Linked DNA regions of Homo sapiens: region 1 is linked to region 2. A link is an interaction called in ENCODE POLR2A ChIA-PET data of the cell type or tissue named here. Cell type or tissue: MCF 10A. All regions are shown on one strand. Each heading gives the region's core, and the rest is flanking DNA. Links, peaks and the distances in the headings are about the cores only.

Region 1 (12,137 bases), core at 2,027-10,026, 260 kb after region 2:
TCCCAAGAACCTAGGGATATCCCCTCCCTAAAATAAAGCTACCTGGAGGGGACAAACTGCCTGTCTTGGAGCCAAGGGCTGGCCCTCAAGGAAGGAGGTCCAAGGTGGGAACATTCCAACATCTATAAGAAACTAGCCACTCGGCTGGGCACAGTGGCTGACGCCTGTAATCCCAGCACTTTGGGAGGCCAAGGCAGGCAGATCACCTGAGGTCAGGAGTTCAAGATAAGCCTGGCCATCATGGTGAAACCCCGTCTCTACTAAAAATACAAAAATTAGTCAGGCATGGTAGCGCGCCTGTAGTCCCAGCTACTCGGGAGACTGAGGCAGGAGAATCACTTGAACCTGAGAGGCAGAGGTTGCAGTGAGCCAAGATTGCGCCACTGCACTCCAGCCTGGGCAACAGAGTGAGACTACATCTCAAAAAAAAAAAAAAACTAGCCACTCACCCTTGTTCCACCCTCAACCCACATTCTCCAATAAAAGAAAGAAGGTCAGCAGGTCTAAAAGAGACTGACCTCCACCCCCACCAGGGCTTGAGAAAGACATCTATGGCAAGTCACTCTCAGTTTAGTTTCCACCCTCAACCCACATTCTCCAATAAAAGAAAGAAGGTCAGCAGGTCTAAAAGAGACTGACCTCCACCCCCACCAGGGCTTGAGAAAGACATCTATGGCAAGTCACTCTCAGTTTAGTTTCCACCCATCTCTTCCCTAGCCACACCCAACCAAAACCCATTTTCAGTGTCCTCACAAAGAATGGATTACCCATCTGTCCTAAATATGTAAATCGTACAATCCCACAGGCACACACATACCCTCTAGCTCTCCCATATCATCTGAGCCCTCAAATAGCACAAACAAGAGGTCAGCACCAGCCTTTATCGGGAAAGAGAAGCACCACACACCCACTACCCAATCCAGGGCTATTTCCCATGCTCTGGTCAGCGGCAGGAGGAGAAGCAGAGCAGAGAGGGCCATGAGTGCCCCTGGAAATGTCACAAGCCCCAGGATGTCACCCTCTCTTGACTGCCAGGAAAAGCTTCCAGAATTACCAAAGAAGCTCCAGACAAATCAGCACAGCTAGGGCACCGGGATCTCTGCAAGTAGAAGAAACATCAAGTCACAGCTGTGCCCTCCTGGCTTCAGCTACCTGAAATGTTTTCCCTCCACCCTAGGAAAGCTTGGCCTATATTGCTCTCAAAAGTCTTAAATAGCTCCTTGCTTCCCAGACAATCCAATCCAAACTGGCACTGAAGGCTCTTATTATTCAGATGTCAACCTTGTATCTCCTGTTATAAAAAACTGGAATTATGGTCGGGCACAGTGGCTCATGCCTGTAATCCCAGCACTTTGGGAGGCCAAGGTGGGTGGATAACCTGAGATCAGGAGCTCGAGACCAGACCTGGCCAACATGGTGAAACACTGTCTCTACTAAAAATACAAAAATCAGCTAGGTATGATGGCAGGCGCCTGTAAATCCCAGCCTTGGGAGGCTGAGGCAGGAGAATTGCTTGAATCCAGGAGGCAGAGGTTGCAGTGAGTCGAGATTGTGCCATTGCACTCCAGCCTGGGTGACAAGAGTGAAACTCCATCTCAAAAAAAAAAAAAAAAAAACTGGAGATACGTCTGTTCCTTTACCCACCCTGCCCCCACTCCTCACCTCCCAAACATATCCCACACATTCCCACCCTGTGTTCCTTTGCCAGCAATCACCAGATTGCCTATCTGGCATGTCCCTGTGCTATCCTCCCTTTGTCGCATCTGCCTAGCCTTAAGCACCTCAATCAAATCCCACCTCTCCCACAGAGACCTTCCCAGGGAGCCACACCTGGGAACAGGTGTAAGCCTGTACTGTTTATATGAGGGTTCTCATCTGGGACACAGGTTTGCCACACCTGAGAACAGGTGTAAGCCTGTACTGTTTGTATGAGGGTTTTCATCTGGGACATAGGTTCTTTCTCTCCAACTAGACTTTTCCTGACCTTCTGAAGTCCCCTTCCCAGCACCTAAGCCAGTGCTTTGCACATAGCAGTTGTCTGTTATTGTTGATGACAATGGACTGTACTCACCTAATTCGGAATCAGACCTCACAGTCCAGTTGGGGTTCATGGTCAGTTTTGGGGGCAGGACTGGTGGGACACAGAAGCGGCCACAGCCTGACTTGCAACATTTTTCTCCAGCTTGACAATTCTCATCCATCACACAGCCAACAATGCACAGGCCCACCAGAACTTTTGGACAATCACCGCCCCGCCCTGTGGGAACAACAGGCACAGGAAAAGGGACAGGGCATCAGCTCTGCCATCTCCATGTTCCCATCGTGAACTTACACACAGAGGCTCTAGGTCAATCAACCCCTGACCCTCACTAGACCCAACTAAACTGGCTGGGAAACCATGGCGCTGGAGGATCTCAGAATCTTTAGGAACCCAAGAGACCTCTGAGCCCAGAGTTTTCAAATGGTGCCCCAAAGGGAGTTCCCAAGAGGTAACTCAGGGATTGACACCTCTGCAGGTTTGGGGTGGGGGTGGGTGAAGTGTGGCAGGGGCAAGCCTCCCAGACCACTCCCCCTCCCCCTATGCTCTGGATTCATAGTGTCACTTCTTCACGGTGGCCTCCTCTGCCACCCTAGACAAGGTTTGATGTCCCTGCTTTGTGCTCCTGTAGCACCCTGTATGCTTCCTCTCATCAAACTTTATCATAATCCCTTATTTAAAAGGAATATGTCTATCTTGCCTGATGGGCTATAAGCTACATACGGACAAGAGTCTGTCCTCAGCCTTGAGCACTGCCTGGGAATCTAAAGGGACTAAGATAGCACAAGGGTCAATGATTCTTTAATGGAGATCCACAGTGCCTGGCACTCAAAAATATTTGTTTTTTTAAAATGTTGAAGAAAAAAAGGCATTGGAACAGGAATGCTTTTATCTCTGTGTGTGTGTGTGTGTGTGTGTGTGTGTGTGTGTGTGTGTGTTTCCAGCTGGGCGTGGTGGCTCACGCCTGTAATTCCAGCACTTTGGGAGGCCGAGACAGGCAGATCACGAGGTCAGGAGTTCAAGACCAGCCTGGTCAACATGATGAAAACCCATCTCTACTAAAAATACAAAAATTAGCTGGGCATGGTGGCGTGTGCCTGTAATCCCAGCTACTCAGGAGGCTGAGGCAGAAGAAACCCCAGAGGCAGAGGTTTCAGTGAGCCAAGATCACGCCACTACACTCTAGCCTGGGGTACAGACCAAGACTCTGTCTCAAAAAAAAAAAAAAAGAAAAAAAAGAAAAAAAAAAAAAATATATATATATATATATATATATATGTGTGTGTGTGTTTCCAACTAAGATTTCATTTGGGGCAGGGGAGAAGCTTTTTGTTAAAAATTAGATCTGAAAATCAGGATCTTGGGCAACTCCTTCATTTTACAGATAAAGAAATTTGGGCTCAAAAAGACGGGTTTGCTTACCTAAGGTCACAAAGCAAAACCTCAGCAGAATCAAGACCAAAAGCCACACTGTCTGTCTTCCAGCCCAAGTAGTTCCTACTGCCCCACAGTGCCTTCCCCCAGTTCTTTTAATGTCGACAGGGCCCCTCGGCCCTAGAAGAATGGGTTGCTTTGGGTTGGGGGACCAGAGGGACAGGAAGGATGAGAATCCTAGCTCCTCCCAGGAAGGGAAAGAGAAGCACTCTTCTCAGGAAACACTCAAGGATTTCTTCCCAAAAGAGCCAACATACCTCCCTCAATGTCTCCGAGGCAGGTGCGGCCACAGCCGGTGCTGCAGCATTTATGCCCCTGGGGACAGGATGCATCCCCATCACACAGCTCCTCACACGGAAGGGGGTCAGCGGGACATTCACCACCAAACTCTGCTACATAATCAAAGCATTGGAGCCCAGAGACGCTCACAATATGAAACACATTTTTCATTGTGTCCCATGTGTATGTTTATATATAGTTATATATTTATATACATATATAATGTAAATATTTATGTGTATCATGTATCTGCAATACATCTGATTTTTTTTAAGACAGGGTCTCACTGTGTTGCCCAGGCCAAAGTGCAGTGGCATAATCATAGCTCACTGCAGCCTCAAACTCCTGCATTCAAGGGATCCTCCCACCTCAGCCTCCTGAGTGGCTAGAACTACAGGCACATGCCATCATGCCTGGCTTATTTATTTATTTATTTTGTAGAGACAGGGTCTCACTGTATCACCCAGGCTAAAGTACAGTGGCACAATCATAGCTCATTGCAGCCTGAAACTCCTGTGCTCAAGGGATCCTCCCACCACAGCCTCCTGAGTACCTGGGACTAGAGGCACAAGCCACCAGGCCTGGGTAATTTTATTTATTTATTTTGTAGAGACAGAGTCTCACTATGTTCCCTAGGCTGATATCAAACTCCTGGCTCAAGTGATCCTCCCGCCTGAGCCTCCCAAAGTGCCAGGATTACAGGCGTGAGCCCCCCCACCCAGCCCACCCTGATATTTTATATTCTAGTTCTTATTTTTCCTAATTACTAAATTGCTTTCAGGACTCACAGTTTGAAAAACACTGTTCAGGTCTAACCCACTGTGGCCAACATTCTCCCTGAATTCTCCCTGTGGCAGACATTTACAATGGTGGCCTCCAGTGAACTTTACCTCCTGGGATTCAGGCCCTTTTGTAGTCCCCTTCCATACCTACTCTGGGTTTGACCATCTGACTTGCTTTGACCAATGGGACATTAGCAAATGTAATGTAAGCAGAGCCTTGATAAGCACTAGCATACTGGGGCTTGTCCACTCAGAATACTTCCTCTTGGAAACCAGCCGCCATGCTATAAAGCAGCTTGAACTACGCTATGGGATGATGAGATGCCCCATGGAGACAGAACCTAGAAGAGAGGTCATCCTGGACGTTGTGGCTCCAGTTGAGCTCCCTGCTAAGCTCCCAGATGAATGCAGCTAAATGAATGACCACAGCTACATCATGTGGGTATATGAACTGCCCAGCCAAGCTCAGGCAACCTACACAACTGTGAGAAAGAGTAACTATATTGCTTTAAGTCATGAAGTTTGGAGATGGTTTCTTATGCAGCAATAGATACTGGATACCAAGTTTATTCTGAGAGGCAACAGGTCCAGCTAAAATGATTTGTTTCCCCATACTCTCTTGCAACAAGGGGTGACCACAAACTAGGACATAAACTGGGAAACTTTTGTATTCCTGACACAGGGAATACCCCTTTCAAACTGCTCCCTCACTTCTTTCTTCTTCCAGTCCAAAGATAGACATTACACAGAGAGGCAGAGTAGCCTTCTTTCAATGAGGAGGCAACTCAGCATAACGAAATGGTCAAGAATTGCAAAGAGGTGTTGTATGAAAGGAGAGAAGGTTAGCACTCCCCTCGACAAGGATGGAAGAGGCCTTTGGGCCTGACAACATGCATATGGTTCAAGCATTGCCACCTACTTTGTGGCATCTAACCATCGTCTTTTAAAATAAATAAATAATAAAATGTAAATGTAAAAAAAAAAAAAGAATTGCAAAGGAGAAAGAGGGAAATAGTTTCATCCTTGTTAGCATCATGGAGCCACCATCCCAGCCTCAGGAATTCTTGTTATATGAGAAAAACAAACCCCTATATGATTAATTTTCTGTTGTGTGCAGCCAAACACATTTCCTATGAAAATAAACTCAGAGAAGAATCTTGCCCAGAACTACAGAGTGAGTCAGCAGCAAGGCAGGACAACACTCAGCCTCTTGATTTGCGGTAAAGTACTTTTTCTACTACACTATCCTTAAAACATGCAGGCAACTGGCCAGGGCCCCAGGCGCAGGCACACCCAAAGAAGGCCACATCCAAACCAAACCAATTCACCATGACTCATTCATCTTAGTGTTTATTTCAAGCTTCTTAAGTAAAGAGAAAGGTGACAGGCAATTAAAGATTTCGCAGAAAACCAAAGCAAGACTGGCCCAGTGCCTCTGAGTAGGAACAGGTAAGTATGATTGCATACAGCTGGCTCTGGGAAGTCTGCCATGATGGAAAAAGCAAGTATTGGAATCCAAGGAGAATACATGCAGCTAAACAACCCAGGCGTAGTAACCCTGTATCCTGAGATTTTCCTGAACAGCCCCTATTTCAAATATCCTGTGCTACTGTGAGATCACATCAAAACTATGTGTCCTGATTTTTGACTCAGAAAATGTGGTCACTGTAACCACCAAATGCATCTCCCTGCACCTCCCCACCTGCTTGACAAACACTGAAATCCATTTAACAAGGAACAAAAGCCTTCTATCTCACAGCTGAGAAGGCTGGGAGTAAAAATCTCCCTGGTGGAAAAACCCGGTGACATAAACATCTCATAAAATTATGCCATGTGCCCTAGAAACTGGGAGTGCCATACGTCCCAGATTTCACCATTTTGCTGAGCTTGACCTTGAGATGACCAATGCCAGGAGCTCTCTGCTACTCTCTGCCCTCGTCCTCAAGACCAGGCATGGAGCACTTACCTCTACCCTTTTCCAGGCCAGGCTTCCTGGAGGCCCAGAGGGTCACAGCACCTCGCTTTTGACCAGTGCCCAGCAATGCCACCCAGTCTGACACCCTGCCTTATATGAATCCCTGCCACGTGATCCCTTTCTCTCAGCTCTAACACCTGGAATTAATGGGGCCTCACTACCTCCAAGCCAGATTATGCTATCCTACTTAAGCTAGACAGCCTTTATACCTTTTTTTTTTTTTTTTTTTTTTTGAGACAGGGTCTCGCTTTGTCACCCAGGCTGGGGTGCAGTGCCGCAATGGTGGCTTACTGCAGCCTCAAACTCTTGAACTCCTGGGCTCAAGCAATCCTCCAACCTCAGCCTCCTGAGTAGCTGAACTATAGGCACACACTACCAGGCCCAGCTAATTATTTTTATTTTTTATAGAGACAGGGTCTCACTATGTTGACTAGGCTTGTTTTGACCTTCTGGCCTCAAGCAATCCTCCCGCCTCAGCCTCCCAAAGTGCTGACGTCACAGGCATGAGTTACCATGCCTGGCCCTTTGTACCTCTTTATACTGACCTGAAATCTGGCTGGGCCTTTTCCTATCCCCAGAGACCTTACAAAAACCTGGCGGATGCCATTCTTTCAGGCAGGATCCTCTGTCTTTCACGATCCTGGCTTTGCCATGCTAGGTAAGGTCAGTTCCTCATAAGACATGCTCCCTAATCACCTCACAATTAGCTTACCAGGAATCAGGAAGAGAAATAGGAACAGTAGCCAGAATGGGGATGACGGTTCCCCACCCTCTATCAGCACCCATCCCAAGACTCTAAGCTATCACCAAAAAAGGAGTGAAGCTGAAGCCCAGGAAATACTCACTCACAGTCTGTCCTGCTGCCTCAGCTCCAACCTGCCACTATGTCTGAGAGAAAGATGCCAGTTGTTGTTGGAAAAGTAAAATTTCAGCACTTCTTAACCCAAGAAGGGCCCTCTGAGCTAACAAACTTACTCCCCTTCTCTTGTAAATAGAGAGACAGACAACTAGAGAGAGGGATTGGCCTGAGGTCAATGGTAGCAGAACTGAGTCACAAATCCCCAGCTCTGATATAAGGTCTCATGCCCTTTAAACCACATCATGGGCCTGGCTCAGTGGCTCATGCCTGTAATCCCAGCACTTTGGGAGGCCAAGGTGGGTGAAACACTTGAGGTCAGGAGTTCAAAACCAATCTGGCCAACATGTTGAAACCCTGTCTCTACTAAAAATACAAAAAAAAAAAAAAAAAGCCGGGTGTGGTGATGGGTGCCTGTAATCCCAGCTACTGGGGAGGCTGAGGCAGGAGAATTGCTTGAACCTGGGAGGCAGAGGTTGCAGTGAGCCGAGATCACACCACTGCACTCCATCCTGGGTGACAGAGCGAGACTCCATCTCAAACACACACATAGACACACACACACACACATCATCATGATCCCCTACACTGCAGCAAGGATCACACAAAAACCAAGAAGCACTGGGACTCACTCTGCCCAGTTCCACCAAAAGAGAAGATCCAGTGGTAGATAGTTTTAGAGGTTAGGAAAAGTTATCCACCAGTGTGTAGGCAGTCCTCAAGACCACTTACTTCCAGGTTCAGTGATTCATTAGCAGGACTCAGCGTATAGTCATACCCATGGCTATGATTTATTACAGCAAAAGGATACAAAGAAAAATCATCAAAGGGAAAAGTCCAGAGGAAATCAGGTGCTGATTTTCAAGAGTCCTCCCGGTAGAGTCACAGGATGCACTTAATTCTTCCAGCATGGAATTATGACATGTGTGAAGTGTTTTCTACCAGGGAAACTCATTAGACACTCACTGTGAAAGTTCTCTACTGGGGGCTGGTCACTTAGGCACCCTCTGCCTAGCACGTACCAAGATTCCAGACTCTCAGAAGGAAAGCAGATGTTCAGCCTAAACCACAATGTTTACACAAACAGTTTAGGCACAGTGAACCACTCTTATCAGTTAGAGTAGTACAAATACCCACAAAATCCAAGTTCCCAGAAGCCAGCCAAGGCCCAGCCTTGCCAGCAAGCCTTTTTAAGAAGAGCGGTCTCAGGCTTGTTATGTTAACTCTTTTCTGTACAACCTGCAGTGAGGTTTTAGAAAAGGGTCAGCCAGACACCCAGGGAGGCCATGCCATCAGCCCACGTAAAAGATAATACATATATGTTAATAAGCAAAACAGAGGGTCACAGGGGATCTGGAGTGGTCAGGTTTCATACAGTGGGGAGGTGAGCCATGAGGAGGCCCAAGAAGACAACTGTCAGGCCAGAATCAGAATCTTCACTCCAAAACCTCTTCCCCCAGGTTGTCCCTGTCTCAGTAAAGAACACCACCATCACCCAACTGCTCAAGCTGAATATCTACCACCCTTCTTGATACCCCGTCTCCCTCAATGCCTGCAGCCACTTACTTGTTCACCCAGTCCCATTAATTCTACCTTCACAAACATGTAAGCCTTCCATTTTTCTTTTTCATTGTTATTGGTTTTTTGGGGGCTTTTTTGTTTTGGATTTTTTTTTTCTTTTTTTTGAGATGGAGTTTCGCTCTTGTTGCCCAGGCTGGAGTGCAGTGGTGCGATCTCGGCTCTCTGCAACCTCCACCTCCTAGGTTCAAGCGATTCTCCTGCCTCAGCCTCCCGAGTAGCTGGGATTACAGACGCCCACCATCATGCCCGGCTAATTTTTGTATTTTTAGTAGAGATGGGGTTTCACCATGTTGGCCAGGCTGGTCTCAAACTCCTGACCTCGTGATCTGCCCGCATTGGCCTCCCAAAGTGCTGGGATTACAGGCATCAGCCACTGCGTTCGGCCGCCTTCCATTTTTCTATGTCTGCAGTATCTCCAACCCAGTCTAAGCCCCGATCATCTCTCCCAGCCTGCCACAATAGCCTCCTAACTGGTCTTCCATCTTCTACACTTGCCCCCATCCATTCTTCATATACTGGCAGAGTGGTCTTTTTAAAATGAAAACTGGACAAGGCCTCTCCTGCTTTTAAACCCCCTCAAAGGCTTCCTATTGCACTTAGAATAAAGCCTAAGAGAGAAGCCCTGAAGACCCCCGAAAGTCTGGGCCCTGCCTACCTCTCCAACCTCAAATGAAAGCAGCCTCCTTCTCTCTTCTTCCTTTACCTTCAAAGCACTCATGACTCATCATCATCTTGGGGTTATTATGTATTTGTTTTCTTGATTATTTCCTGTCTGTCACACTATATGAGCAAGCCCCAGGGTGGCAAGGACCACGGCTGCCTTCCTCACCACTGCAGACCCACATGCCAGGTAGGGTAGCCACACTCAATATACAGTGAATACATGAATAAGTGGGTGAGTAAACGGATAGGTCAGGCATCAGATAGGTGGGGAGGCAGAGAAGGGGCGGACCAGAACACAGAGGTACTTGGCATGACCATATGAGCTCTCTTGAGCATTATCTGGCAGGTTTACTGCAGACTTTTTTAAATGCATTTCTGGCCGGACACAGTGGTTTGTGCCTGTAGTCCCAGTTTCTCAGGGAACTAAGGCAGAAGGATCACCTGAGCCCAGGAGGTTGAGGCTGCAGTGGGCTGAGATCACACCACTGCACTCCAGCCTGGGTGATAGAGTGAGACCTTGTCCCAGATAAATAAATAAATAAAATGCATTTCTTCTCAACTGCATTATCACTCTGGGAGCTAAACATCCTTATCCCCATTTTACAGATAATAAAAGTGAGATTCAGAGAAATGAAGGGACTTGCCCAAGGCCACACAGCAAGCAAGCAGAAGAGCCAGGATTCAGACCCATGTTCAGACTAGAACAGTGTCATGAGAGCAGGACCCAATGTCTGCCCTTGCCCTCAGGCAACCTGACTGAACCTCCACTTTGCCAAACAGACCAGCGCTGGCTATGGTAAACCTCTGGCAATGTCAGAGCTTAAGGAAAGCGAAATTTTTCATAGCCCTGGAAGGAGAGCTTCCTGTAGAGTTGGGTATAGCAACCAGTCCTGTTGGGTGAGTAGCCTAGCCCTCCCCTAGGGCTGGAGCTATACAAAAGTAGTTAACTACCAATGCAGTAGCCAGTATCACCTCCCACCAGGCTAGGAACCCCGCTCAGCCCAGCAGGCTCTGGGACATCTGCGGGAGATCACTATTCTAGCCTGCCTGCCAAGCTCCAGTGGAAAAGGAAGCCCTATCTGGGCTGGCCAGGGGCCAGAGCAGCTCACAAAGGTACTGTGCCTGGGTGCCAGCCTCGCCCTTAGCCCCTACAATTCAGCCCTCAGCTTCAAACACTGGGAAGATTGTACCAAGCCCTACATGCCAGCAGTCAGTGACCTGCCTGAGACAGATTCCCAGGCTGGTTCCAGAGCTGGGCCTCAAGAGTCCTGGCAAGGAGAACAACCTTCCATTCTCTCTAATGGGCAGGCTGCCCAAGATAGCTGCCTAAGCCGGGCACAGACAGACCCAATGGGTACCAGCAAGGGGCCTCCTACCTGGAGAGGTTTGACTGGAAGGAAAAAGGTTGTCACATGTTACAGGGCTTCAGGTTCTGAGAGGAAGTGATCAGGGAAGAAGAAAACCATCCTGGTTTTGAATAAAGGGGCTGGTGAGAAATTGTACTCCTGCTGGGCATGGTGGCTCACACCTGTAATCCCAGCACTTTGGGAGGCCAAGGCCGGTGGATCACCTGAAGTCAGGAGTTTGAGACCAGCCTGACCAACATGCTGAAAAGCCGTCTCTACTAAATACAAAAAATTAGCTGAGCATAGTGGCACATGCCTATAATCCCAGCTACTTGGGAGGCTGAGGCAGGAGAATCGCTTGAACCTGGGAGGTGGAGATTGCAGTGAGCCGAGACTGCACCACTGCACTCCAGCCTGGGCAACAATAGCGAAACTCAGTCTCAAAAAAAAGAAATTGTACTTCTGACCCAGGCCACTTAGGAGGCAAGAGGAAGGAAGTTAATATATACTGAGGGCAAAACACTTTACATAATTTGAATAATTACAACAAGCCTTCGAGGTTTATTCTTCCCACCTTACAGAGAAGGGAACTAAGGCTCAAAATTACTTGCCCAGGGACCTGCTGGCCAGTAACTGGCAAACCTCAGGCTTGAACCCAGGACTCCGACAACCCAAACCTAGGATTTTCCACTCTAACATCCACCACATGCACTCAGATAAGAGAATGATTCCAGTTCCTTTAGAAAACATAATGAGAAATATTCAAAACAGCAGAGAAGAAAATAAAATACCTAGGCATAAATTTATGGAGAAATATTTTAACACTATAAAACACCCTGAAATATGCAAAATACACTTGATCAACAGGGAAGGCATAGGATTCAACATAGGCCAGGCACAGTGGCTCATGCCTGTAATCCCAGCATTTTGGGAGCCAAGGTGGGCAGATCACCTGAGGTCAGGAGTTCGAGATCAGCCTGACCAACATGGCAAAACCCCATCTCTTCTAAAAATACAAAAATTAGCTGAGCATGGTGGCACACGCCTGCAATCCCAGCTACTCAGGAGGCTGACGCACAAGAATGACTTGAATGTGGGAGCAGAGGTTGCAGTGAGCCAAGATCACGCCACTGTACTCCTGCCTGGGCGACAGCCTGTCTCAAAAAAAAAAAAAAAAAAGAAC
Region 2 (12,137 bases), core at 1,887-9,886:
CTCTTAATCATTCTATTTCTTAACCAATAAGACTCTTGAGAAGAGGGACCTCATTGTACTCATTTCTGCAGCCTTAGTGCCTAACACAGGCCTAGTTCTCAGTTCTTAGCAAATATTTGTTAATAGAAAACCACCACCACCACCCCACTGAGCCCCTCTGGGGCAGGATTAAAAGTTTCTTTGTACCCTCCTTTTATGTTTCTGTCACCATGTGGGCAGTTTTACTCTTCATGGTAGCTAGTAGAATTTCCAACATTATGTGAAGAAACTAAGGCCAGATAAATGAAGTACCTGTCCTAATGTCAGGCTAGGAAGCAGTAGGACCAAGAATCAAACCCAGCATGGTTCGACTGCAAAGGCTTGCAGGTTCTCCATCCATCTTGGTTGTTGTAAAATGAGTGAATGCACAGATGAATGATCACACCTATGGTGGAACTTCAGGCAGCAGCCTAGGGCTTGGAAAGGTTCAGACTCTGTCTTATCCTCCTACCTGCAAGGCTGACGCTAAGGGTGCAGGAGAATGGGGAAGAGGCAGAATAGCTTATTCAATCCAGGTGGGAGGTGGAGGGGCATGTTCTTAAGACATCCTAGTCACTGCATCATCGGCCCTTAGACCCTTACAGGTGACTCTGTAGGGGCTGGAGTCCCATCTGCTCTTAGTTTTCTCAGTCTTGCTTCTCTGCTCTTCCATTCCATTAAACCAAAGGAAAATCACTTGACTTGCTTCTTTTTTATGTAAAGTAGATAATGACACCCTGTGTGTGTGTTTTGAGTGTGACAGAAGCTGTTCTAAGTGCTTTACAAGAATCTATTAAGAGCTAAGTTATACTGAGAGCTTGACATACATCAGACTATTTGATTAATAAAGCAGAAAAGATGGTTAATCTTTTTTTATAGAAGAAGAAACTGATGCTCAGAGAGGCTATAAATGATGTTCCTGAGGCACAGAGTTTGTAAGTAGAGGAGCCTGGACCAGAACCCAGGTGTGTCTGACTCCAGGAATGCTCATACTGTAAACCACTACATTCTTCTTACTTATGGCAGACATTTTCAAACTTGAGTATGCGTCAGAATCATCTAGAAGGCTTGTTAGAGAGACCCACCTCCACAGTTTCTGATCAGGTGGGACTGGGAACTAGCATGTTTCCAGTTGATACTGCTGCTGCTATTGCTGTCAGACTAGGGGACAAACTCGAGAACCACTCATCTATAAGGTTATTGGGAGGTTTAGAGTTCCATTTATGTCTAAGAATCTATCATTAATAGCTCCATGTACATACATGCAGAGAACTATGCTTGCACATGCAAGAATGTTCACTGGCACATTGACAGTGATAATCTCCAGAGGGTAAGATTTTGATAATTTTTCACCTTCTTTCTTACCCTTTTGTGTATTCTAATATGCATTTTTATACAGGGCATCCTACTGGCTGCTTAAAAATCTTGGAAACTGCTGCCTACCATCCCCATTTCCAGCAGATTATCTTAGCTATAACTGCACTTCATCTCCCCACTTCCATTTGCAGATTCCAAGCTTCCACAGAGAAAGTGGTCCAGGAAGGAGCCTTTTCTGACAAGTGCATCTAACTTGGCTAAGTCCCTCACTCTCAAATTCTGGCTCTGATCTCCTTTTCCCAACCTCTCCTTGCCTGCCACCAGCCCCACCCCAGACATTGAAGGCCCCTTTTCCTGCTTTACTTATTTCATTTTCTATAGCACTTTGATCATCTATCATTTGTATTAGGTATTGTATGTCTCTCTCCCATTAGCATCTTAATTTCACAAAGGCAGGGTCTCAGGCTCTTTGCTTTAACCTCAGCACCTAGGACAGTGCCTGGCACATAACTATGTGCCCAACATATGTCTGATGAAGTGAATTGAACTGAATTGACTCTCAATCCGGTAAGGTAAGAAATGGGCTCTGTTTGTGCTGCATCACCTCCCCCACCACCCCGCCCCCCAGCCTGATTCCCAGTCTATTCTTTGAGATCCCACATTTCATACCAACCTCGTGCTAGTTCTGATCGAAGCTCTAGGCAGAGAGTGAGAATCAGGAGAAACGAGAGAGAGGCCTGAAGCTGCATGGTGCCACTCAGCCAGTGGCTCAGCCTGGGGTTGCCATTTTAGGGAGAAAAGGGACCAAGGGGAGGAGCCTGGCCCCACATCCAGCTCATTCACCTTTAACTCAGGCTTTTCATGGGGCTGGGCTGCCTCAGGAACAGAGTGTTCAGCCAAAGCACAGCTTCACCTCTCTCCTCCTGGCCTTATCTGATCTGGCCACCCAGGCTACTTTAGTACCACTTCAGGGTGGAAGCCTTTTTCACAATAATAAAAAGACAGCAGCCATTTTTGAGTACCTTTCCTTTTCCAGGCACCATGCAAAATAGTTTTCACACATTGCTTCCCTTAAGTCTACACGGGAATCCCACAACACTAACACTCCCATTTTGTAGATGAGAGGAGGTTATGCTACTTTGACCATTGTTACATGGACAGCAAGTTTCAGAGACAAGACTGAGACCCCGGTCTGTCTGCTTCAGTGCCCTCGTATCACTCATTCATTCAACAAACATTCATCAAGTACCCACACTGCACCAGGCAAAGTATTAGATGCTGCCTCCATCCCATCTGGGTGCTCCCAGGAAATTATGGCAACAACACACACAAACACATTGGAAGTCAGAAACAGTCACCTACTTGGAGGAGGAGCAGATTCATTATATTTTAATAGAAATATCAAAAGCACCATGTAGAAGGAGGGCCCAGCTTTGTTTGCTTCAGAGGGTCATGGTCTCTAGAGACACACCCCCAGAATCCAGCACATTCCAACTGTCTCCTTTCCTTGACTCTCTAGAGATCCATTTTTTTTGAAAGACAAAGCCAGCATGCTTTAGGGAGATTTAGTGAGCCTCAGATTTAAAATTTGAGGTTGTGATGGGTCCAGCTATTCTTTTTCAAGAAGCATTCTATCATATATTTATTATTATTTATTTTTAATTGAGAAATAAAAATTGTATAAAGGCAGTCCCCAATTTACAATGGTTTGACTTACAGTGTTTGACTTTATGATGGTGCAAACACAATGCACAGTCAGTAAAAACAGTACTTGGAATACCCATACAACCATTCTGTGTTCACTTTTAGAACAGTATTCAATAAATTACATTAGATATTCAACACTTCATTATAAAAGGGGCTTTGTGTTAGATGATTTTGCCCAACTGTAGACTAGTATAAGTGTTCTGAGCAAGTTTAAGGTAGGTAAGGCTAAGCTATGATGTTTGGTAGGTTAGGTGTATTAAATGCATTTCAACTTCTGATATCTTCAACTTAGGCTAGGTTTATTAGGCTATAATCTCATCATAAGTTGAGAAACATTATATATTTATGAGGTACAATATGATGTTTTGAAATATATGTGTGTATATATATATAGAGAGAGAGAGAAATTTTCTCTCTTAGCAATTTTCAAGTGTACAATATGTTATTAACTACGGTCACCATGCTGTGCAATAGGTCTTTACAACTTATTCCGTCTGTCTAACTGAAATTTTGTACCCTTTGACCAGCACCTTCCCAATACTTCCCACCCCCAGCCCCGGGTATCCACCATTCTACTCTCTGCTTCTGTGACTTCAACTTTTTTAGATTCCACATGTAAGTGAGATCACCTGGTATTTGTCTTTCTGTCCCTGGCTTATTTCACGTAACCTGCAGGTTCATCCACGTTGTCACAAATGGTAGGATTTCCTTCTTTTTAAAGGCTGAGTAGTATTCCATTGTGTATACATACCACATTTTCTTTATCCATCCAGTGACGGACACTTGGGTTGATTTAAGTCCAGCTACTCTTGACCTGGGCAAGTCATTTAACGTCTTCCAGCCTCAGTTTTCTCATCTATAAATTGGGGTTAATTATGTTGCTTTAGCATACTTCCCAGAATTGGTGCAAGTGTTCAATAAATATTCAAATGCCTCACACATTGTGAATGCACACACAGGTATATGTCTTTTGCAAGGGATGCGTGTGTGTGTGTGGCAATGATGCCTTTTTGAAAATGGGGGTGCTAACTGGATCAGCAGCATACTTAGTTGCTACAGAAATGTTTTCCCCATCTTTGCACATTAGTTATAGCTCTTCCTTTTCTTTAAATTCCCTAGAACCATGATACTCATTCCTTGGCCATTGCTTTCTCTAACTATAGCTTATACAATTGTTGGTCGATCCTCTCATTATCTATTGATCTTTGCTGTTTACCCCACATTTATTTCCTTGAAGGCACTTCTGAAGCCTACATTGCAACATCTCTTTGGTATAACTTCTTTTGCACTTTGAGGGGTCCACCAGCATTATCCTTGATATCGCCTTTCTTAGCCCTCTTGGGTGATCAAATCTGTTCATCAGAAAACAAAATAATGATAGAAGGAAGAAATAAATAGACTGTCACTTGTTGTGCAGGCAGAGGAAAGGCGGGGGCGCCTATTGATGATCCTTGGCTGAGAGCTTCCTGCAGTGTTGCCTCCTCTGGGGCAATGGATCAGGAAGTGAGAAGCTGCCTTTAAACGTACTATTCAGGAAAGCAGGGGAGGGAGTGATACTGCCCCCAAGGACACTCGGCAATGTCTAGAGACATTTTTGATTGGGGGCATCTACTGGCTTCTAGTGTGTTGAGGCAGAGATATTGCTAAACACCCTATACTGCTCAGGACAGCCCTCACATTTGGCATCAAATGTTAATCTTGCCAAGGTTAGGAAACCCTGCAGAAGAGCAATAGATACAAACACTTTTTTAAAAAATTATAATAATATTTCCAACATTAACAGCATGATAAGGATCCAGTGCAGTGAGGGGCAGTGCCTGATGAGGTGTGTCTGTACTCGTTTGGCCAAACAGGCCTTGTGGGAAGGTGCAACAGGACCTGGCCCTTGAAAAGCTCATTCTGTACTCAGGTTGCCCTGGGGATCTTTGGTCATGACTCAGTGAATTGGCTCTTTCTCAGGAGATCTGGGTGGCAGTGTTATTGTAATTCCAGAAAGGGGAGGGCAAGTGTAAGATTTATTAAAAACACGTTAGAGCAGCTAGAAGGCAGCCCTAGCTAGTTATCTAGCACTTATATTCATTGCAGGAATCTTACTAACCCTATGTCAACCATATGTGTGTGCATGTATGTGAAAAATCATTACATTATTTTTTTAAAAACTTTAATAAATTCAGGAGCTACATGTGCAGGTTTGTTACATGGACATATTGCACAGTGGTGAAGCCTGGGCCTGAAGAGTGAATACTGTACACCATAGGTAATATTTCAACCCTGCTCCGCTTCCAATTCACTTACTACTTTTTTTTTTTTTTTTTTTTTTTGAGATGGAGTCTTGCTCTGTCACCCAGTCTGGAAGTCTGGAGTTCAGTGGCGTGATCTTGGCTCACTGCAGCCTCCACCTCCTGGGTTCAAGAGATTCCCCCGCCTCAGCCTCCCGAGTAGCTGGGATTACAGACGTGTGCCACCACGCCTGGCTAATTTTTGTATTTTTAGTAGAGACGGGCTTTCACCGTGTTGGCCAGGCTGATCCCGAACTCCTGACCTCAAGTGATCCACCCAGCTCGGCCTCCCAAAGTGCTGGGATTACAGGCTAGCGCCACCGAGCCCAGCCCCAATTAACTTACTTTTGATTGAGACCCATTAATTTGGCTGGTTTAAGGAAGGAGGAAGTAAATAAGGGTGGGATTTTGAAAGAATAAAGTTTCACCCTTCAGGTTCTAACCTCCAAATGACCTTTCTCTTTTGTAGAAGGAAGAAGGGGACTAACATCTTATGAGCACCATATGTCAGGCAATTCATTTAATTCTGGTAAAATATAGTAACGTTGCACCAGTATAGCTCTATTTCCTGCCCCTCCTTTGTGCTTTTGTTGTCATATATATTACATTTATGTCTATTATAGCATTGTTATAATCAAGAGAAGACCACATACACACACACACACATACACACACATGCCCTTATATACACATATACACACTTTTATATTTACATACTTACCATTTCTGGTGTTTTTCATTCCTTCCTGTGGATCCAAATTACCATCTGGGCTCATATCCTTTCAGTCTTAAGGAAAAAGTCTAGTCCACGAGAAGCATCACCTCCTCTCAGTTTTTGTTTATATGGGAAAGTCTTTATTTTGCCTATATTTTCTTTAATTCAAATTTTTATTGAGATAATTATAAATTCACGTACAGGTGTAAGAAATAATATGGTTTCCCCTAATGTTAACATTTTGAAATGTTTCCCTAGTTTCCCCTAATGGTAACATTTTGAAAATGGGATATATATATATATACACACACACATATATATAAATTCTTTTTACTATAAGGAATTGGCTCACATGATTGTGGAGGATGATAAGTCTAAGATCTGCAGTCAGAAAGGTGGAGACCCAGGAAAACCAATGGCACAGCACCAGTACAAGTCCATGGGATTAAGAACTGGGAGAGCCAATGATGCAAGCTCTAGTCTGAGTCTGAGGACCTGAGAACCAGGAGAGCCAATGGCATAAGTTCCAGTTCAAGTCTGAGTGTGGAGACAACCAGTGTTTCAGCTTGAAGCCAGGTAGGCAGAAAAAATATATATTTCTTACTCAGACTTTTATTTCATTCAGGCCTGCAACAGACTGGTCAAGGCCCATCCACACTGGGGAGAGCAATCTGCTTTACTCAGTCTACCAATTCAAATGTCAATGTCATCCAGAAACATCCTTACAGACAAACCCAGAGATAATGTTTAACCAAATATCTGGGCACCCCATGGCCCAGTCAAGATGATACATAAAATTAGCCATCTCAAGTCCATTACTTGTCAACCTGGCACCCATACATATCTCCTTAGACTATACTTAATCTTAAAATAAAGACTATTACAAGGTTATAATCCCACCTAACATGATACAATTATCCTGCAGACAATGGAAATACACCAACCCCTTTCCCAAAGAGAACATAGTTTTTGAGTGACGTTTACTCCTCTTGATATCTCATAGCTTAAAATTCTATGATGTAAAATGAACAATACTTAAGTACTATGAAATAAAGTCAATACATCTTATGTTGCATAATAAGGAAATAGGAAAGGGAAGAAAACAAAGATATTTGCTTAATACACACCCATATTCATAACAAAATAAGGAGGACTACTCATGACAATTACAGTTTTTGTTTCTGTAATGGTCACGTGGTCATAGCTGGTATTTATAACTACTTTTCCCCACTACCCATTCTGTATTGCCTTTGCCTTCAGCAAGCACCTCATCTGGTCATTGTTCTTTACCTGGGCAAGTGACCCAAACTTTCATTCTTGAAGGGTTTGGGCCATTTGCTAATGGTCCTGCCTGGGTTGGGTTGTAGTTTTCCATTGGCCTTAATCAAAGGGCATGGTAATATTAAGAGTTGCCCCAAGGAATCTTCCGTATTCCGGACACACTCTTCCTTTACCTGTATTGTGCAGTACTTCAATTTCCCCCTTGGTAGTCTGGATCAATAACCCCAGCCAACATAGTAATGCCTTTCTTTGCCTATTAATTCAGAGGCAGGAGGAGCCCAAAGTGGCCAGATGACAGTCTTAACTTTCAGTTCAGTGGAATCATTGTTGGTTCTCTTTGTGAAAGCAGGCCTCCTTTTGGAACTGAGACTTCTAGGGAAGCATAGAATAAGATCATGGGAATAGGAAGCAAAAATTTTGCTAGTGGGTCACCAGGGATAATAGTGAGGAATGCCTACTCCCATTTCCACTCTTTTATTCCTGGGCACATGAATCCTGACTATGGGAGAAAGGGTACCATATATTGGAGGCTGATTCAGAGCATCTACAGCCTGCAGGAAAACCTTGCCCCCCGTCCTGCAAGGTACTATCAAACCAGCTGCTTCAGGATGCTGGGAAATACAATAAGATCAGTGAATTCCATGAGCACGGGCCTATTGCTGTAATTTTTTTTTTTTACTGTGACATCAGTTCCTTGATAAGAAACAACACTGTGTGAAATACTATGACAGTGGATAAGGCGTTCCATAAGTCTACAGATGGTAGTTCTGGCAGAAGCGTTCCATGCAGGGAGGGCAGATTAGTGTTCAGAGTAAGTATCTATTCTAGTAAGAACAAAACACTGACCTGTCCCTGATGGAAGTGGTCCTTATCTGTTGTCTTACCTTCCTCTTTCCCTCCCTCCCCACCCCCTTTCCCATGCCCACACACTGCCCATCAATATTTTTTAAAAGCTCCCCAAATGATTCTAATTTTAGCCCAGGATTAAGAGTGATTCTCCTCTGACTTTCACATCTAATAATAACCCACTAGAGGAATGTTTGCCTCTCATCCTCCCAATCCTGGGCTTAGTGGGATTGGTGGTCTTAGTGCTCAAGGGAGGAATGCTTCCACAGGAAAATACTGTTGGGATTTTGCAGAATTAAGAGCAAACACTGCCCCTTGGATATTTTTGGCTCTTCATACCACTTAATCAAAAGAGAGAAAGGGGAGGGTGTCACTGCACAAGATGGGTGGTTAATCCTGATAACCAAGGGGAAATTGGGTTGCTGCTATACAGTGGAGGTAAGGAAGCTTGTCTATATACTAGTTCTCCTGAGAAACAGAGCCAATATAAGATTATGTGTGTGTGTGTGTGTGTGTGTGTGTGTGTGTGTGTGTGTGTGTGTAATTGGCTCATGCAATTATGTAGGCTGGAGGTCAAAAAGTCCCATGATCTGTCATCTGCAAACTGGAGACCCAGGAAAGTTGGAAGTTGGTGGTGTAATTTAGTCTGAGTCTGAAGACCTGAGACAAGGGTGTGAATCTTTGTTCAAGGGCAGGAGAAGATGACATGAGATGTCCCAGTTCAAGAAATGAGGCAGAAAGACGGGACAAATTTTTCTTTCTTCCATCTTTTGCTTTATTCAGGTCTCAGTGGATTGGATGATGCCCATCCACTTTCAGGAGGGCCGTCTACTTTACTGAGTCCACCAATTCAAATGCTCATCTCATCCGGAAACACCCTCACAGACAAACCCAGACATGATGTTTAATCTGGATATTTTGGGGCCCAGTCAAGTTGATGCATAAGATTAACCATCACAACCTAGAACCCAAGGGATTCATTGGCACCTCTTAGAACTCCTTTGTACAATAGTCTTGATCAATGAAAAACTGTGGGAACCCCATAAAGGAAAGATTGTGAAGGGCTCAGACTGCACAGGAATGAAAGTTTGGATCACCTCGTCAGGTGAAGCACTCCATCTGACTGGCAGAAGGTAATGGAAACATAGAAAGGATGCCAGGAGAAGGCAGCTATGGTTATCACCTTGAACTTCATGACCAGCCACACAGAGGGGGTCTGTAGTCGCTGTTTTATGTTAGTTGTCTCTTTCCTCCCTTCTTCCACAATTGAATATGAGGAACATTGGTGATGGCTAGCATTTTAGCTTTTGGGTATGTGACCAACTGACACCCACAATGATTTGGTGACCAGGAGGACTCATGCAACCCCGTAATGGGACATGGACTTTTCATGCGGACAGAACCCAAGAGTGAATGTTGAGGGATGGATTTGAATTTCTTTCTTTCCCCTTTTGAACCTACTTACCCCCTCTTCTGTGCCCTGCTTTATACCTCAGAAAACCAAATGTATGGGTTGTATCAACGGTTATCTTGCTTTCTGGCTTCTCCTTGGAACCAGCCCATGGGGCACAGAGGGAGATTAGAGGAAAGACTGGGACTAAGGTTTGGGTATTTATTCCCCATCTTCCTCTGGTTGTGTCTCCACAGTCTGCATGGATGCCTCAATTTGCTCCTTTCAGGATACCCCTTCCATATAGATCTCTGTTCCAGTAACCAGCCCCTCCCCTTGGTCCTTCACATTAAGGGGTGTTTTATTATACGATGCATTTCCATTCATTCAACAAATATCCATTGAAGACCTCTCCTGTGTCAGGCACTAGTAAGAAAAAGGCACAACGCTTTTTCCTCGTAGAGCCTAATGTCTAGAGGGGAGAGAAACATTGAATAATGTCACAATTAAATACATACCTACAGATTATGATAAAAGCTATGACAGAGTTAAGTACAAGATCTGCGATGAAGATTTGAGGTGAAGGGAATCCACACATGTGGACCAGCACATGTGAGTGCTTTGGGGGCAGTAAGGAGCTCAGTGTCAGCTTTGCTGACAGTAAGAGGGAGAGAAGCTTGACTTGACAAGGTTTCTCAGTGAATTAGCTCTGGGGAGGGAGTTGTGGGAAAAAGAGGAGACTCCTTAGACATGAAAAGTAAAGTACATTGGAGTTAAACATACTTTTGGCCTCTCCATGTCCTCCTTTTACTTTACTGCTGAATTGAAAGAACACCGAAGATGTGCTCATTTTGCTTGATGAATTAATATGCTAAAGTAGGCAGTAAAGAGGAAATCAGTAGCAGGGAGAGAAAATTGTGCAAAAGGACAGAAATGATGAATCATGAATGATGCACTCTCTACTGGACAATACTTAGCAGAAATAGCAAATTAAGAAGGATGGGTCTTTAGAATAAAAGTTAATAGCAGAAGGAAGCAAGAATGTGCAAAATTATGATGAATCAGAAGTTTTGTGACCTACATTTAATAATACTTTTCAGGAATGTGATATTAAATCAGGAGTATTAGACCAGTAGTTCCCAAACTCACACGGCATCAGAATTACCTTGGATCTTATAAAATCATGTTGTATACTTTAAATATACACAGTAAAATTTTTTTAAAAAGGAACATTATATAGAATTTACAAAAAAGACTTACCTTGGGAGCTTAATTTATTTATAAAGTTTAGTTTTTTGGGAAGGCTCTAGAATCTGAATTCTTGGTGTACTGGTACTAGTGAGCTACTGCCTCAGGTGATTTGGCTAAAAAAAGAAATCCGTGGCTTATCAATGATAGACAATGTATTAAACAAGTACTGAAATGCATGCCCATTTTCTTCAGCATCTGCTGTTGTTATATGACATCTGAGATATCTTAGGACAGCCCAGGTAGCAGTACTTGTTGATTTTGAAATGTAAAGCTCACTGAATGGGGGTAGAAATTTCCCTCCAAACACAAAACCCAGGTCTCGATGACAATTAGGTGGGCTCAGTTCTCCCTTCCCCATGATTCAGCTGTGGAGTGCAGCTGGTCTGACAAGAGGCAGGTGTTGGCAAGGAATTGGATCCTGAGAGGGGTGTGGTCTACAGTGTTTTGCTGGATCTTCTCTTCCTCTGGGTAAGACAACTTACCCCAATCCTCATTGCTACCACCACTGATATCTTTATGAAAGTCCCTGGGGTTGGGGGGATGAGAGCCAAGGAAGTGCCACAGGCAAGTCTGTGGTGGGGGAAGCAGTTACCCCTCCAGGCTCTGGATGCTTCTTGTTCTTCAAACCAGCTGCATGGTACCTCCTCAGAGATGCAGCTGGCCATGCCTCCCCACCTAGTGGACCAAGTACCATTTGATCCCTCAGAGGTCTCAACCCTGGCTGCAGAAATTTTAGAAGAAGAGTGCCAGTCACACAGCTCCCACCTCTCTGTTCCCCCAGAGGTGTGAGCACTATGTGTGCCTGGGCCCCTTGTCTTAACTCCTGGGTTCTGGTAACCCCAAATCTTTTATACTCCCAAATCTAGGAGTGAGGGATTCTAATATTCATGTAACCAATTCTCAGTATTAAATCCTCTCTGAGTGAAAGCTTGGCTCTTTCAGTTCTTATACTGGGAATACTGGTTTTAACTCCCACCAAGACTTCCCTAGTAGGGAGTCCTAGTAGGAATTAGATTTAGGTACTGAATATTAAAAATCGAAATCACAAATAGTCACTATATCCATCCTGATTTCCAACTAGTCTGTGGGATCTGGCAACACTTTGCCACCCTTCAGACCTGGTTAGCTCCAGTTTTGTTACTCATTTGCTGTGTGATTTTAGACAAGTCCATTTCCCCTACTAGAAGCTTCCATTTGTGTATGTGTTTTTAAAAAGAGAGGGATTGGGGCTGCTGGAGTTTTCTAGGCCCCTCAGCTTAGACACTCCCTGCATTTCCAAATGATTTAAGCTTCCTCTGGGCATTTTTGGCTCTGGAGACAGCTCCAAAGAGAG

What was found. Peaks named below come from ENCODE experiments on the same cell type or tissue, not always from the same donor. Only the 100,000 strongest peaks of a DNase experiment are listed, where the experiment ranks them.
Region 1: POLR2A ChIA-PET joins it to region 2 with 14 read pairs; 4 of 35 experiments call an interaction of 5 or more read pairs at or near these places.

The regions. Positions count from the first base shown.
Region 1 is chr20:45,773,346-45,785,482 of GRCh38, forward strand. WFDC3 (WAP four-disulfide core domain 3) reads right to left here. Exons shown (of 7, transcript NM_080614.2): 5 at 3,730-3,864; 6 at 2,072-2,257; 7 at 868-1,099. The coding sequence ends at 1,083. It also overlaps the pseudogene RNU6ATAC38P. Among named protein-coding and RNA genes, the nearest start is that of WFDC3, 12 kb to the right of the region's middle. RefSeq lists enhancers at 2,232-2,401, 4,605-4,899, 6,595-7,095, 10,498-10,667 and a silencer at 7,945-8,239. In MCF 10A, for the core only: no CTCF peak of the experiment used is centred there; a DNase peak (open chromatin) is centred at 5,846.
Region 2 is chr20:45,513,525-45,525,661 of GRCh38, forward strand. SPINT3 (serine peptidase inhibitor, Kunitz type 3) reads right to left here and starts at 2,098. Exons shown (of 2, transcript NM_006652.2): 1 at 2,009-2,098. The coding sequence starts at 2,084. The region is part of intron 1 of LOC107987282 (a long non-coding RNA gene); the gene reads left to right. In MCF 10A, for the core only: no CTCF peak of the experiment used is centred there; a DNase peak (open chromatin) is centred at 4,967.